Regions from separate parts of the Homo sapiens genome. Here all the other regions are linked to region 1. A link is a contact called in ENCODE Hi-C or POLR2A ChIA-PET data. All regions are on one chromosome and are shown on one strand. Each heading gives the region's core, a stretch centred on a gene start or an enhancer-like site at or near the end of the contact. The rest is flanking DNA. Distances are from core to core; before and after follow the strand shown. Region 1 holds the start of PLA2G6 (phospholipase A2 group VI). Region 2 holds the start of TOMM22-DT (TOMM22 divergent transcript). Region 3 holds the start of FAM227A (family with sequence similarity 227 member A). Region 4 holds the start of MICALL1 (MICAL like 1).

The links. Hi-C counts contacts between places; a loop is a spot of excess contacts on that map. ChIA-PET counts read pairs that join two places held with the same protein, here RNA polymerase II (POLR2A). Pooled maps may share reads with other maps.
Region 2: a loop to region 1 is called in a pooled map, with 7 times the contacts of the local background. The contact joins the promoter of TOMM22-DT here to the promoter of PLA2G6 in region 1. A Hi-C loop is called at or near these places in 6 of 50 pooled maps. POLR2A ChIA-PET finds 5 or more read pairs at or near these places in 3 of 52 experiments (A673, HEK293 and MCF 10A).
Region 3: a pooled map shows a loop between it and region 1 (7-fold over the local background). The contact joins the promoter of FAM227A here to the promoter of PLA2G6 in region 1. A Hi-C loop is called at or near these places in 8 of 50 pooled maps.
Region 4: a loop to region 1 is called in a pooled map, with 5 times the contacts of the local background. The contact joins the promoter of MICALL1 here to the promoter of PLA2G6 in region 1. A Hi-C loop is called at or near these places in 3 of 50 pooled maps. POLR2A ChIA-PET finds 5 or more read pairs at or near these places in 3 of 52 experiments (AG04450, HEK293 and K562).

Annotation. Positions count from the first base shown.
Region 1 is chr22:38,179,965-38,183,757 of GRCh38, reverse strand. PLA2G6 (phospholipase A2 group VI) reads left to right here and starts at 1,928. Exons shown (of 17, transcript NM_003560.4): 1 at 1,928-2,094. RefSeq lists enhancers at 1,656-1,765, 1,682-1,976, 1,926-2,375, 3,006-3,075, 3,356-3,525.
Region 2 is chr22:38,680,251-38,684,043 of GRCh38, reverse strand. TOMM22-DT (TOMM22 divergent transcript) reads left to right here and starts at 2,188. Exons shown (of 2, transcript XR_007068097.1): 1 at 2,188-2,318. It overlaps TOMM22 (translocase of outer mitochondrial membrane 22), which reads right to left and starts at 2,087. Exons shown (of 4, transcript NM_020243.5): 1 at 1,949-2,087; 2 at 1,603-1,721; 3 at 1,048-1,165; 4 at 1-277. The coding sequence starts at 2,065. The coding sequence ends at 203. RefSeq lists silencers at 1,744-1,793, 2,184-2,253 and enhancers at 1,984-2,053, 1,100-2,299.
Region 3 is chr22:38,654,778-38,658,570 of GRCh38, reverse strand. It overlaps FAM227A (family with sequence similarity 227 member A), which reads left to right and starts at 2,179. Exons shown (of 17, transcript NM_001013647.2): 1 at 2,179-2,451. CBY1 (chibby 1, beta catenin antagonist) reads right to left here and starts at 1,933. Exons shown (of 5, transcript NM_015373.4): 1 at 1,821-1,933.
Region 4 is chr22:37,904,080-37,907,872 of GRCh38, reverse strand. MICALL1 (MICAL like 1) reads right to left here and starts at 1,576. Exons shown (of 16, transcript NM_033386.4): 1 at 1,305-1,576. The coding sequence starts at 1,450. RefSeq lists enhancers at 1-437, 438-1,253, 1,254-2,069, 2,070-2,885 and silencers at 1,024-1,133, 1,244-1,963.

The sequences.
Region 1 (3,793 bases), core at 679-3,178:
GCAGTCAAGCTGAAACTCTTAAGCAAATTTTAAATCTTACTTTAAGGAACAATTTCCTCACCTGTAAAATGGGGACACGAGGATATGATGGAAGTGAAGTCACTTTGTAACTGGTAAAGCTCTGTACAGATATTAGTTAAGATGGTTAATTTCATTAACCTGTGAAGATTCTTAACTAAACCTTGCGCAAGTTGCATTGGCTGCCCTGTCTAGGCACTAATATCTTTAGACGGACTAAGGAGGAAACACACTTTTTTTTTTTTTGAGACAGAGTCTGGCTCTGTCACCCAGGCTGGAGTACAGTGGCATGATCTTGGCTCACTGCAACCTCTGCCTCCTGGGTTCAAGCAATTCTCCTGCCTCAGCCTCCTGAGCAGCTGGGACTACAGACTATGGCCAGCACACCCAGCTAATTATTTGTATTTTTAGTAGAGATGGGGTTTCACCATGTTGGTCAGGCTGGTCTCAAACTCCTGACCTCAAGTGATCCACCCGCCTCAGCCTCCCAAACTGCTGGGATTATAGGCGTGAGCCACCGCACCCGGCCTACACGCTTCTTTTCACAAGAATGACACCCGCAACTATACTTCCCACGTAAATGGAGAGCAGTCTGGCAGATTCATCTAGACCTAGGGTTGGGTGATTATTAGGGAAAGAAAAGGTCCAACCAAGCCAGTGGGCTGAAGAGAGGACATGACCTGCTCAGTCCGAAGCAGATGTGTGACTAAAGTCTAGTCTCCTGGCTTCTCTGCAAAATACCTCATTATCGGCATTATTAACCCTAACAACTGCCATTTATTGAAATCCCACTATGTGCACGAATGGGGACCAATTTACTTCTAGATATTACAACAATCTTGTATTACTGTGCCCACTTCCTGGATGATGGGTCTGAGGTTCACAGAGATCATTTGCCCAAGTTCCTACTGAAAGTGCTAAGGTATTTCCTGAGACTGGCTCAGGGTGTGTTGCCAGACAACAATGCACACATTTTTAACACAATACTAAACTTAGTATATTATACTTATGTTAAAAATTTCGGAGCCGGGCGTGGTGGCTCACGCCTGTAATCCCAGCACTTCGGGAGGCTGAGGCGGGCAGATCACTTGAGGTCAGGAGTTCGAGACCAGCCTGGCCAACATGGTGAAACCCCGTCTCTACTAAAAATACAAAAAATTAGCTGGGCGTAGTGGCGGGCGCCTGCAATCTCAGCTACGCGGGAGGCTGACGCAGGAGAATCGCTTGAATCCGGGAGGCGGAGGTTGCAGTGAGCGAGATCGTGCCACTGCACTCCAGCATGGTCGACAGAGCGAGACTTGTCTCAAAAAAAAAAAAAAAAAGGACATGTGGTAATTCCCCTAGGGAATTTGGCCTTAGTTGTGAAAAATAAAAAAGCTATAATCAATTTCTGTTCTATCGGAAAAAAATGTATTGGCTGTTTAGCTGAAATTCAAATGTAACTTAACATCCCGTATTTTTTATATGCTACATCTGGCAACCCTGGCTTGAGGCTACCTGGCAAAAATCAAAACAGGTTCCTCCTTGTTATGCCCTATGCCTCTGTTGCCTTTATTTTTATCTTTACGAGCAATCATTAACAGTAACTTCAGACTCCAGGCTCTGGTCGCTTTAGGAGGCGGAAGGCGGACTAGGGTAGGACTCCTGGCCCTCATCAACAGGACTGCCAAGAAGCCGGGCACCTTCTGCCCCGCACAAACATGGCCGCGCCTCGCCGCCGAGGATTGGCTCCCGCCGAAAGCTCGTCCTCCTGGCTAAGGGAGCCCCTTCCATTGGGCAGTTAAAAAAAATGGCGGACCCCGCCTCCCGCCGTCCTCGGGCGCGGGGGCGGAGCCTAGAGGAGGCCTGGGACAGGGCCACCAGTGATTGGCGGAGAGCGGTGGTCAGGCCATCACGTGGCCCGAGGCCCGTTTGTTTGCGGAAGTAGGAGGAAGTAGAAGTGCTGAGTAAGCCGAGGTGAGTGACCTCGCGGGTGGGCGGGGCCTGGGGGTCCGTTCCCCAACTTCCTCGGCGCTCCGGACTCCCAAGTCTCCGCCGGACCCTCCTTTGGATATTCCTCGTGTCTCCGATTCTGAGGCATGTCCTCCATTAACCCTTATGTGACTCCCTGAGTGCCCCCACCTTCCATCTTTTCATCCCCCTGCGTCCCCAATTCCCATCCCGAGACCGCCCGTGTCTCATCTCGAACTTGTGGACCCCAGGGACCCCAGCTTCGACCCTGAGTTTCTCCCCTGAACCCCAGTCTCCTCCGTGTGTCTCCCTCAGTATCCCTAACTTCCCGAGTCAATCCATCTCTTCTCTTTCCCCGACCCTCAGTGCCTCTTTAGGCCCCATTGGCCGTCCTAATTTTCCTTCCTGTGCTCCTCTAAGTGCTCACTTGATTCCCCACTTCACGTCCGTCTCCACCTTTCGTGGTGCCTCTACTCATTTCTCACTCCCTGCTTCTCCTGCCTTTCCTCCCTGCTTTTTTTCCTTGCCTTTCCTCTCTCGCGTGCCTCCAGACCTGCCCCCGACATGCTCCCTCCTTCCCCTCAGCCTGGCCACCCCAGAGTCTCCCACCCCTAATCCTGTGTCCACCTCCTGCTCCCACAGATGACTTGGAAGCTGGTGACAGGGAGCATGTGACCAGGGTGATCATGGGACTGGGTCGGGGCAAGCCTGTGGGTGTGGGACAGGGAGGGCACAGGGCAAGGGGACCTGTGGCCGTATTTTTAATGGGCTACCCACATGACCCCAACGAATACCTCCCCCTAGCTTCTGGGTCTTTCCCTCACCTGCCTCTTACCCGCCCAACAGGATGTCAGGCAGGTTCGGTTTGGCAACGTTGAGGCTGCACCCTTGGGCTGAATGCATTGTTTTTGAATGCATTGTTTTTGTTAGAGTTTCTGCCTGGAGTTTGGAACCTGTTTTCTGTCCAAGTCTCAGTTTCCTCATCTGTGACAGGGGAACTGTACCTCCTGCCCTCGTAAGTCTGCCATGAGGTTCAAAATTTGAATGAGAAAATGTAGAAGGTAAAGCTTTATAACCAGTATGGCCCTGTACAAATACATGATTTTACTGTTGGGTCATAGGCAGAATTGAAAGGAGTGGAAAGGGAAAGGGCTAGAATGAGAAGACAAGGAGAGAAGGATGAGCAGGAGGTCCCTTGTCTTTCAGTGTATCATTTGGCAGTGTTTGTTCATCACCTCTTGTGAGTCAGGCTCTTCTGTATATGTTCTCTTCACCATTCATTCAGTCATCGTTTATCTAACAAATATTTACGGACTGTCTGATGTTCTAGGCTACCCTTGGTGTGGCCAATGATATTCTCACTTCACATGAGAAAAAGAGGGCGCATGAGTTGCTTGAGGTCACACCGATGAGGTTGAAGCTGGAATCTGACACCAGAGCCTGTGTGATTGTCCTGATGTGTAAGGTTTGCTACTGTTTAGGACACTTCTTGTTCCTTCCGTGGATTACTTTCTTGTTACATGAGAGACTCCCCAAAAGGGAGTTTCCCTCTTACTCAGCAGAATGACATCACTAAGAGATACAGAAAGGAGAAATTTAAATACTCTGTGTGTGTGTGTGTGTGTGTGTGTGTGTGTGTGTGTGTGTGTCTGCAGACATCTATTGGGTGTGTGTGCTGGGGGAAGTAGGTAGGCAAGGAGTAAGGGGCCGTAGTGAAGAGTGTGTTACAAACTTCACTTTGTAGAGGGTGGCTCCCTGGGAGAATATGTTCTGTGTCTTTCACAGTGGATTTTGATAGGGTCATGTCTTAAATGCCTCTTCTCGT
Region 2 (3,793 bases), core at 939-3,438, 500 kb before region 1:
GGAGACAGAAGTAAGGATAGTGTGGAGGGCACAGTTGCAAGTTGAGTCTTTCCATGAGACAATGTGGGGATAATTCTCCCCACCAGGTTTAGATAGATCAATGTGCCAAAGTTAAAAAAAAAAAAAAATCCAAATTATCAGCAGTTCAAACACTTGAATTTCAAACTTATCCCACTGAGACAGCTCAAACAGCAATAACAATCTAGATCTTTCCAGGAAGTGAGGGTAGAGCCCCTGGCATTCCTCCTGAGAGCCCTGTGTTAGGTCCTAGAAGTATCTGGAAAAGAAAAGGAGGGGTGTAAGGCATCATACAGGCCTAGAGAGCTTATTCTCACCATACCTGATGGGGCCAACGTCTACAAAAATAATACTGAAAGCACAGTCAGACAACTAAAAGAGCATGGGCCCGATCCCAATCCCCACCCACACATTAACTGTTGGTCAACTCAGGTGCTACAACAGGAGCCCTCAACCCCTGGGCTGTGGACTGGCACTGGCCCATGGCCTGTTAGGAGCTGAGCCACACAGCAGTAGATCAGCAGCAGGCAAGTGAGAGAAGCTTCATCTGTGTTTACTGCTGTTCACCATCGCTCACATTACTGCCTGAGCTCCACCTCCTGTCAGATCAGCAGCAGTGTTAGATTCTCATAGGAACACAAACCCTTGTGAACAGTGCATGCGAGGGATCTAGGTTGCAAGCTCCTTATGAAAATCTAATGCCTGATGATCTGTCACTGTCTCCCATCACCCCCAGACAGGACTGTCTAGTTGCAGGAAAACAAGCTCAGGGCTCCCACTCATTCTACGTTATAGAATTATTTCATTATATATTACAATGTAATAATAGAAATTCAGTGCACAATAAATGTAATGCACTTGAATCATCCAGAACCCCCCCCCCGACCCCCGGCCACCCCCAACCCACCATCCATGTAAAAACTGTGTTCCATGAAACCAGTCCCTGGTGCCAAAAAGGTTGGGGACCAATGTGTTAGTGAAATAACTTGCGTCTCCACCACTGGCAAAAAGCCCAAGGTCTGGGCTCACCTGCCGCTGCTGCAGTTGCTGCTGTTGCTCCATTTGCAACTTCTCCGTCTCAAAGACAACGGGAAGAACCAGGATCATAAAGGAAGTGGTCCCAATCCACAAGGCTGCCCTGGAAAACCTGCAGAGGAAAATCCCCAGAGGGTGAGCATGAAGACATGCAAACAAAACAGGCAAGAACTACCCAGTAACCAAACCTCTCACATTACATACTCCAATGTTTTTGATAAACGTATTCTACCCGCTCCTTACACCATACTCCTACCAGAGACAGGAGGAGCAGCTATGGTAGCTGTATCATCTAGTGATGGCGGTTTAACATTCTCCTGAGTTCTTACAAAGCTCCTTATTCATTAATTATCTCCAACAATCTGAAATAACCCCCACAACTCCCCTGCCAGGTAAGAATCCCCATTTTACAGAAGAGGAAACTAAGAAAGGATAGGGTACAAGCCCAAGGTCACCCAACACGGGTCTGCTGCTTCCAAACCCCGTGTTCTTTCACAGCACCACGACCATCCCATGCACGTACCCAGTGCCTTTGCCCTCGTTCCTTACCTGTACATTTTCTGAGCCACAAAGAGGGAAAGATCAAAAGTGGCTCCGGCCGCGGACCGGACCCTCTCCGGAAACATCTCCGTCAGGCCCCATAGTCTCTCCGACAGGGTCTCATCTAGCTGTGGTGGAGTAGACGCGGGTCTTAGCCGAAAAAGCGACATCCATTCCTGGCCCCGCTGCGGCACTGGGAGCCGCCGAGCCCCACTGGAGCTAGGGCACCCAGGGCCCAGCAGGGCCCCTAACCCCGCCTCCCAAAGCAGCCGCTTCGCTCCGATCCCGTACCACGCGGATCCCACACCCACGAGCGGGCCCGCTTCCCGCTCTGCACCCCGCGAGGCCCTAGTACCTCCTCATCGTCGTCCTCCTCCAGCTCCTCCTCAGGCTTCTCCGCGTCGCCTTTCGGGAGCAATTCGTCCGGGGACTGGGGTTCCCCTGCACCGGCAGCAGCGACGGCGGCAGCCATGACTGTAGGGGACACCGGAAGCGGAAAGGAGGTGAGCGCAGCCGAACGGCGGACAGAGCTGCTTTTCCGGGAGCCGAGGCGCGAGCCGGGCGAGAGCGGCGCCCTCTAGCCCCGGGTCCTCCAGTGCCCGCAGCGGGTCCGGCAGCCCTGGCCTTATCCGGGCGTCGGGGCTTCGGCGGGCATTAGCAGCAGCTGAGAGGCCTGTGAGAGGTTCTGGGGCGCCACCGCAGTCATTCTGTTCAGCGGGTATAGGGTGAGCTCAGAAACTTGCTTGTTTTTCTTTTTTTCAAATGCGTTGTTTTAATTCCAGGTAATAGAGTTCAGGGGAGAACAAAGATCAAAGGGCTGACTCTGGCAAGATTCTGGGGGCTTGTTTTACTTTAAGTTCACAGCTAAGGTAGGAGTGGCTGAGTGAAAACAACTCAAGAGATGATGAGCCACTGTATTTTTTTTTTTAACAAAAGTTTATTCTTAAATTTACAACAGGCTCCAAGACAACACTTTATTCGAGCATAGGTGGCCAAAGATGTGGCCGGGAATAGAGATGTTTAAAGACGAATGGAGTCAGGCCCACCATCACCGCAGGCCCAAGGGACAGTGGAACAGGTCGCTTTTTGTAAGATTTTAGCTTTTTGTTGTTGTTGTTGTTGTTGGTTTTGTTTTGAGACGGAGTCTCGCTCTGTCGCCCAGACTGGATGGAGTGCAGTGGTGTGATCCCGGCTCACTGCAAGCTCCGCCTCCCAGGTTCAAGCGATTCTCCTGCCTCAGCATGCACCACCAACCACGCCCCGCTAATTTTTTGTATTTTTAGTAGAGACGGGGTTTCACCATTTGGCTAGGCTGGTTTTGAACTCCTGACCTCAAGTGATCTGCCCGCCTCGGCCTCCCAAAGTGCTGGCATTACAGGCATCAGCCACCGCACCTGGCCTATATATAGTTATATATTATATATAATATATATTTTATGTGTGTGTATATATATACGTATATATGTATATATATGTATATATGTGTATATATGTATATATGTGTATATAGGTATGTGTATATATGTATATATATACATACGTATACATATATACGTATTATGTATATATACATACACACATATACACACACACACACACACACACATACATATATATATAAAGACAGGGTTTCACTGTGTTGCCTAGGCTGGTCTTGAACTCCGAGACTCAAGCAATCCGACTGCCTCAGCCTCCCCAAGTCCTAGGATTACAGGCCTATGCCACTGCGCCCCACCTTGCCGGATTTCTTAATTCGGCCTGTGACCAGGGCCAAAGATTTATCTTCCTTGTCCATCTCCTTGGCCTGCTTCTTGGGCTGTTTTAGAGAGACACTGATCCAGTTTCGTTTTCCTGAGCCATGTTTTACTTGGTAGGAATAAATTAGTGTCTTGCAGGTCTTTTGGGAAAACATCAGGTAAATCTTCCCTATGTACCAAACAAAGGTAAGAGTTAACACCTAAATACCAGGTGCTCTGGTGCCTGTGGGTGTGGGTGGGTGCGGTGTGTCCTCCTTTAATCTTCACAGCAGCTCACTGGGGTAGGCACTGTTATCCCCATTTTAGAAATGAGGAAACTGAGGCATAGTACATAGATTTCTAGTAAGTAGGTGAGCTGGTCAGAAAGTATGCAGATATAAATTTTTGTTTGAGTTTGTGTGTTTGTTTTTGAGATGGAGTCTTGCTCTGTCGCCCAGGCTGGA
Region 3 (3,793 bases), core at 930-3,429, 470 kb before region 1:
GACAATGGTGTGAACCCAGGAGGCAGAGCTTGCAGTGAGCCGAGATCGCACCACTGCACTCCAGCCTGGGCAACAGAGTCAGACTCCATCTCAAAAAAAAATAAAATAAAATAAAGTAATATATGTGTGTATTAAAAAAAAGAAAGAGGCCAGGTACGGTGGCTTATGCCTGTAATCCCAGCACTTTGGGAGGCCGAGTTGGGCAGATCACGAGGTCAAGAGATCGAGACTATCCTGGCCAACATGGTGAAACCCTGTTTCTACTAAAAATACAAAAATTAGTCGGGTGTGGTGGTGTGCGCCAGTTGTCCCAGATACTCAGGAGGCTGAGGCAGGATAATTGCTTGAACCCAGGAGGCAGAGGTTGCAGTGAGCTGAAATTGCACCACTGCTTTCTAGCCTGGGTGACAGAACAAGACCCCATCTCAAAGAAAAAAAAAATAGAAAAGAAAGAAAGAGATCTGGAAGGATACACCAAACTGTTCATAGTGGTTAAACCTGAAAAAGGGAATAGGATGACTGACTTGAATGAACTTGTCATTTTATAGGTTAAAAAAAGGTCAAATTGTGACAATTTCATATGGTACAATATAAAATTATATTAAATATACTCGAGATTTAATGAATTATTACAATGAGAATATATTCATGTATTACTTATGAACAAAATAAACAAAACACAGTTAAGAAGCAGCCCCCAGCATGCCTAAAATCTAGAGACATTTGAAGAAGGAGAAATAAGTCAAGTCCCCACTGATGCTAACTGCACTGGGCCTGAGCACATGGGCTGGACACAACAAGTTTAGGGGCCTGGCTCTCCCCTTCAGTTGCCTGCTAGACCTTGGCCCAGCTGCTTTACTTCTCGGGCTTTAACTGGGCACCTTACTCATGACCGCACTAATTCTCATAACACTACAGCTGGGAGCTGTCATCCATGTATTACAGATGAGGAAGGGTCTGGATTAGCTACCTTTTAAGTCAGATCTAATAATCCACAAACAGCTCAGCTGAGATCCTGGGATTCTGGGGCATCCGCGTGCACTTGAGATACAAGCTGTCCCACTGGCCCATGGCAACCTTCTTTCTAGTGAAACTCCCAGGGCGAGCGTGCTCCGCACACAGGAAGTGAAGGGGGAGCACCTGGCTTCCAATGATCACTCTGCGGCTCACCCACAGTGGGACCCCAGCATTTATCCCCCTTGGACTTCGGCTTCTTTCTTTGCACTGAGGAATAATAATAGTACCTGGCTCACAAGATGTTATAGTGTTTTAGTGTTTATAGGAAGCTGTGCACTTGATCCTCACAACGACCCTGGGAAGAGGATCGAGTAAGTAGAGCCTTCCCAGTCCACAGATACTGATACTAATCACTAATCATTGTGTAAAGGTTTTCCGTTTGCAACAGGCCATAAAATATATTATCTTACTTTAATTCTAAGAAAACAAGGGCGGAATCTCTGGTTTTCATCGGATTCTCAAAGATATACGTGTCCCCCAAGGAGTTCAGAGGTAGCCATGTTACGCAGATGCACGGCCCCCAGGGCTGTCGGACTCAAGTAACAGCTGTCAACAAACGTTCACACGCACGATCTCATGCAATCATCTTCACGGCGACCTACGGGGAGGAATTACCGCCCCAATTCACAACCGCGGAGACACACAGAGGAGGGCGGCCACCGCCCGGGGTCGCCCGGCCTCCGTCCCCTTCCCCAGGCCCTCCTGAAGCCTCTCTCCAGGCGAGGCCCGGACGTCCTACTCAGCTCGGGCCCCCGAGTGAACCCAGGCAGCGCTGGCCGGCGACGCCGGACTCGGAGACGTACCTGACGCGTCCCAGAAGCCGGGGTCCAAGCGCTCCCCGAACCCCCAGCAAGGACTCTGTAGCCCAGAGTTACCTTGACCCACCCGCCTCCTGCCGCCTGCCCGCCACGCGCATGCGCTGCCCCGCCCGGCCTCTACCACCGAGGAAAGGGGTAACCGGCGCGGGGGTTCCCAGCGCCAGCCTGCGCCAATCCCCAGAAACTCCGTGAATCACCTCGGGATAGCAAACGGATTATACAAAGGCAGTGTCTTCTGGGGTCCTTTTCATGCCTCTAGGACCAGGACCTGCATTCACCCTCTCCACTGACACATTGGTCTGGGCCCCCGGCCCGGCTGTCACCATAGAAACGGCATCTCGCGGACAACGCGGCGGCTCACGAAGGTTCCATTGTTATGCTAAACGGGAAAGTGGAGACCGCGCCGGCGTTGCCTAGAGAACGCCTGGACTCAGAGTAGCAAAATGGGCCTCTCCCCAACTCCCCTCCTCATCCCCCAGCACAAGGCAAAGGGCACCCCTTGCTGTGAGTTTGGGGGCACCGGCTGTCGGGGGCCGACCCAGAACTTTGCGGGGTCCCCTGAGGGACCCGTGGCGGGACCGGCCCCGGGTTCGTCAAATTCCGCCGATGCTTTCAGGTAAGACGGACGGACAGACGCACCATGACCCACCTCTGGCAGCCTGCCCCCTCCCCGTGCCGTTATGGCGGCTTCTACAAGCAAGGGAAGCTGAGGCCCAGGGACTACTTAAAGGTTGCATTGTGAGGAAGGGACAGAGAACTACTGGAGAATCAACTCCAGATCTCCTAGAGTCCTAAAAGCGTGTGTTATTGGTTCCGTCTGATAAGTGCAGAAACTTAGGCCGTTCAAGGAGTTTACCGGCTGCCTAGTGGGTGTATCAGGGCATCCAGTGAGGGGCAGGACCCAGGGGTCTTTGACTCCAAGCGCAGTTCTCTTCCAACTACACCACCCTGCATTAAAAGAGGGGAGACTTCCATGTCCTAGAACTAAAATCTTCACAATCTGGCTTAGCATTGTGCAATAGAAACATAAAGCAGGCCACATATGTGATTTGGAATTTTCTAGTAGCCACATTTTTTAAAAAGTAAAAAAGAAAGCCAAGTGAAATTAATTTGAGTAATGTTTTAAACTCCATATGTCCAAAACATTACTATTTCAAGATATAATCAGTATTTCTAAATTTGCACTGCTTCCATTTAAAAATTTAATTTTTTTTTTTTTTAAGACAGAGTCTCACTCTGTTGCCCAGGCTGGGATTGCAGTGGCATGATCTCGGCCTCCCGGGTTCAAGCGATTCTGCTGTGTTCACCTCCCAAGTAGCTGGAATTACAGGCACCCACCACCATGCCCGGCTAATTTTTTGTATTTTTAGTAGAGATGGCGTTTCACCATGTTGGCCAGGCTGGTCTCGAACTCCTGACCTCAGGTGATCTGCTTGACTCGGCCTCCCAAAGTGCTGGTATTACAGGTGCGGGCCACTGCGCCTGGCCAAAATTTGAATTAATTAAAATTAAAATTTTACTCTTGGCTGTTCTATCTATGGAGTAGCCATTCTTTTATTGCTTTACTTTAAAAAAATTTTACTTTTTTTTTTTTTCGAGACAGAGTCTCGCTCTGTCGCCCAGGCTGGAGTGCAGTGGCATGATCTTGGCTCACTGCAACCTCCGACTCCTGGGTTCACGCCATTCTCCTGCCTCCGCCTCCCAAGTAGCTGGGACTACAGGCGCCCGCCACCATGCCAGGCTAATTTTTTTTTTGGTATTTATTTATTTATTTATTTATTTATTTTAGATGGAGTCTCGCACTGTCGCCTAGGCTGGAGTGTGCAGTGGTACAATCTCAGCTCACTGCAAGCTCCGCCTCCTGGGTTCATGCCATTGTCCTGCCTCAGCCTCTCGAATAGCTGGGATTACAGGCGCCCGCCACCAAGCCCAGCTAATTTTTTTTTTTTTTTTTTTTT
Region 4 (3,793 bases), core at 327-2,826, 280 kb after region 1:
TGTGCTTCCATTAGTATGGGTGTCACATGCCCCACAGCGGGCAGGGGCCCACCTACATGACCACCTCATCTTGTTCCCTTCTGTATCCACAGCCCCAAAACCCTCTCCTCCAGGGCCCAAGCCACCACCCACAGACACGGTACTGCAGGGTACATACAGGTAAACCAGGTGCACCTGCATCATGGAATCCTGAGGCAATCCCTTAGAAGCCTTCCCACATGCTGCCCTCGGACAGTGCAAATCTGGAGGTGGAACAGGCACAGAAAGCCTCCATCTGCCAGGCTGGGGGAGCCCTGGCAAGAGGGCTGCATGCGAAAGGGGTAGGGACCAGAACTCTCCTCCCTGATTCACAGGTGAGACCTGAAGTGCAAGGAATGGCACCAGATAAACTCACCCAGTGTTTTAGGAATGAAGGGACGAAAGGAGGAGAGGTTCCAGGGCTCAAGGCAGAGAGAGCAAAGACAGAGGCTCCAAGTCAACTGTTCCGGGGAGTCTGAATGCATTTTCCCATGAGAACCTCATTGGGCAGCTCTGGGCAGGAAGGGGCCATTTCACAACCTGCAGCACCCGGTTGGTGTCTATCAATCGGATCCTAGGAGTCTTCCCAACATTGCCGGCCTGTGACTCCTCTTGCGCGCCCCACCTGCGTGCCCCACTGAGGAGGGCTGCAGGGCCATCGAGCACACACCCGGGAGGCAGGGCTGCGTCCTAAGTTGGGGGGCGTGGGGAAAGCACAGGGTCTGTACATCCATTCATCCAACACCTGTTAGCCGAGGTCTCCTCTGTGCCGGGAACTGTGCTACTGTCCGGAGACAAGCTCCTATTTGGGGGTCAGAGAAGTGGGGGTTCACCTGCACACCCGGAGCAAGGGGCCACCCCGAGTGGGAAGCCTCGGGGGAGAGGGGAGGCCCGGCGAGCCCGTGGAGAAGAGTTTAGGGTAGGAGAGGCCCAGGGCCCCCAAAGAGGGCTCAACACCCCTTCAAAGAGGTCAAGGGCTTAGGGGTTCAGCGATCCTCGGCGGAAATCAGCGCTTTGTGGGCGGGGCCAGTGTCCCCGCGGAGGGACCAGCCTCGGGGGAGAGTTCGGGATCCCACGGGCGGGGTCAGGGCGGCCGGGCGGGGGAGGGGCGCCCTGGGCCGGGGTCTCAGGGACCCGCCCGGCGTCCGGGGCCGTCGGGGGGGTCGGCGTCTCCGTGTCCGGGGGCGGCGCCTGTCACCGCCCGGGCTTCGTGTTACTGAGGGGGGGCGGCGGTCGCGGCCCCAGCCCGCCCCGCGCCGCCCGCTCGCCCGGGGCCCCGCACTCACAGCAGGTCGGGCCGGTGCCGGTGCAGGATGGCGCAGAAGGCCAGGCCGTCCCGGAAGGAGCTGCTCAGGTCGCGGATCTCCACGCCGCGGTAGCCCTCGCACTGGCGGCGGCACCAGGCCAGCAGCGCGCCCCGCGGCCCAGCCATGACCCCGCGGCCCGCCCGGCTCCGGCTCTGGCTTCGGGGCCCCGGCTTGGCCGGGACGGCGGCCGCCGCGCGGGCCCGGTTTCCGGCTGCGGCTGCGGCTCCGAGCTCGGGCGCCGACCGGCAGGCGAGGGGAGGGGCGGAGGCGGGGCCGCGGTGTCCTCGCTCGGGCGCCCCGCGGCCCTGCCCTAACCTGCCCGAGCAGCGCCGCCGCGTGGCCCGGCCCGGCCGGCCGCCGCCTACTCCGCGCTGCCCGCTCGCCTCATTGTGGGCCGGTCGTGGGAGCGGGCGTCCCGCCGCCTCCGTCCGCGCCGGAGGCGCGCCCCACCCAGCAGCAGCTCCGCCTCCAGTGCGGAGCCCACCCCTACCAAGACGGGCCGGCGCCCCATCGCCCGCCCCTCGACGGCGCCGGGCTCCCGCTGCTCCACTGGGTGCCCGCGAAGCCCCCGCACCCGCCGCAAGCGGACCACTCCCCACGATGACTTCACCGCCGCGGCCGCCGCCGCGCCACCCACCGGGAGCCCTCCACCCTTTGGAGGCGGGACACCTCGTGCTCCCATCCGGCCTCCTTCCCGCTCCTAATGACCGCAAATCCCCCCTTCCACCCCTAGCTTGAAACTTTGGGGAGGCAGTTCCCCTGCAGACCTCAGAGCACCCCCCCCCGGATAGCCACCAGCTTCCCTCATCCCGGCTCCCCACCCTAAAGCACCGCTGAGCTGGAAGTTGTCATGTCCACCATCCCCTCCCCCATAGCTTGGCAGGGAGACCCATGCGCCCCTCCGCCACCTTTGGTCCAGGTGTCCCCTAGGTGATTCACTGAGCTCCCCTCAGCCCCTGTGTAAGCTCAGGGATCTCGTCCCTCCCCACTGCGGCCTGCCGGGTCCCCTCAGCCATGGTTAGTGTGGTGGTGGTTTGAGTTCCTATGGGAAGGACCTAGGCCAAGGAGGCCCCTGCCTGGGAGGCATACAGGCAGTTTGTATCTGGCCCTGGAACCTCCCCAAGGCTCATTCTCTATCTTTGCCGTCTTCAAAACCCCCGCCAGCCAACCGACCCTTCCAGCCAGCCAACCCTTCCAGCCAGCCGACCCTTCCGCAGAGGCCCCTCCTGACTCTCCCACAGATGAATCAGCCTCCATCTGCTGCAGAGGTGGTGATGTCACCCTGACCCATGCAATAGTTAGCTGGAGTGGGTATTTCGCTCCCTCCCAAGGGAAGGAACAGGGTCTTAGTCATCTTCATCACCCCTGAGCACTCAGGGGAGTGGAAAGATCAGGCATTTTGGAGCCCTATTAACCCAATCTCCAATCCTGGCTTTCCCCACTCCCTTAGTCATGTGATCTTGTGCCTCCCTGGACCTCAGTTTCCACGACTTAAAAATGGAGATAATACCTGCTTTACAAGGTGGCTGAGAGGATTAAGATGTAAAGTGCCTTACCCTTTAGTTATCACTCATAAATTCTATTGACTCCTGGTACTTGGTAAACATGATGAAATGGACTGAAATATTTTGTACCCAGATTGTCATCTGGGCCATTCTGGGTAAATTATCAAGGAGAGAGGCCGACTTAGGGAATTCTACCTCTTCAAAGTCCACTGAGTCCCAGTCCAGAATACTGGCCCAGGGCCTGGAGAACCCAGCTTGCCAATCTGGGCTGGCCTAACACTCCTGCAACTGGAAGGCCGCCATCTTGGCTCAGTATATGGACTCTCAGGCCACCTAGGAAGAGCATGGCCAGAGTGCCTGGCTAGCCCTCTGGACTTCTCACCAGCCCTGAGCTGCCAACTCCTGCCCTGTCCCCTGTGGGATAACAGTGGCAGGAAAGCAGGATTCCGGATGCTTTTTATGAAATCAGGGACTTGGGTTCAGGATCCTGACACCAGCATCCACCTAGGCCTTCAAAGACCACCCAGGACTCTCATTAAAACCTAAGGGGGGCGGGGTTGGGCACCATGGCTCATACCTGTAATCCCAGCATTTTGGGAGGCCGAGGCAGGTGGATCACCTGAGGTCAAGAGCTTGAGAACAGCCTGGCCAACATAGTGAAACCCCGTCTGTACTAAAAATACAAAAAATTGGGCCAGGCGCGGTGGCTCACTGTAATCCCAGCACTTTGGGAGGCCAAGGTGGGCGGATCATGAGGTCAGGAGTTCAAGACCAGCCTGGCTAAGATGGTGAAAGCCCGTGTCTACTAAAAATAAAAAAATTAGCCAGGCGTGGTGGCACGTGCCTATAGTCCCAGCTACTCGAGAGGCTGAGGCAGGACAATCGCTTGAACCTGGGAGGCGGAGGTTGCAGTGAGCCAAGATCACGCCACTGTACTCCAACCTGGGGGACACAGCGAGACTC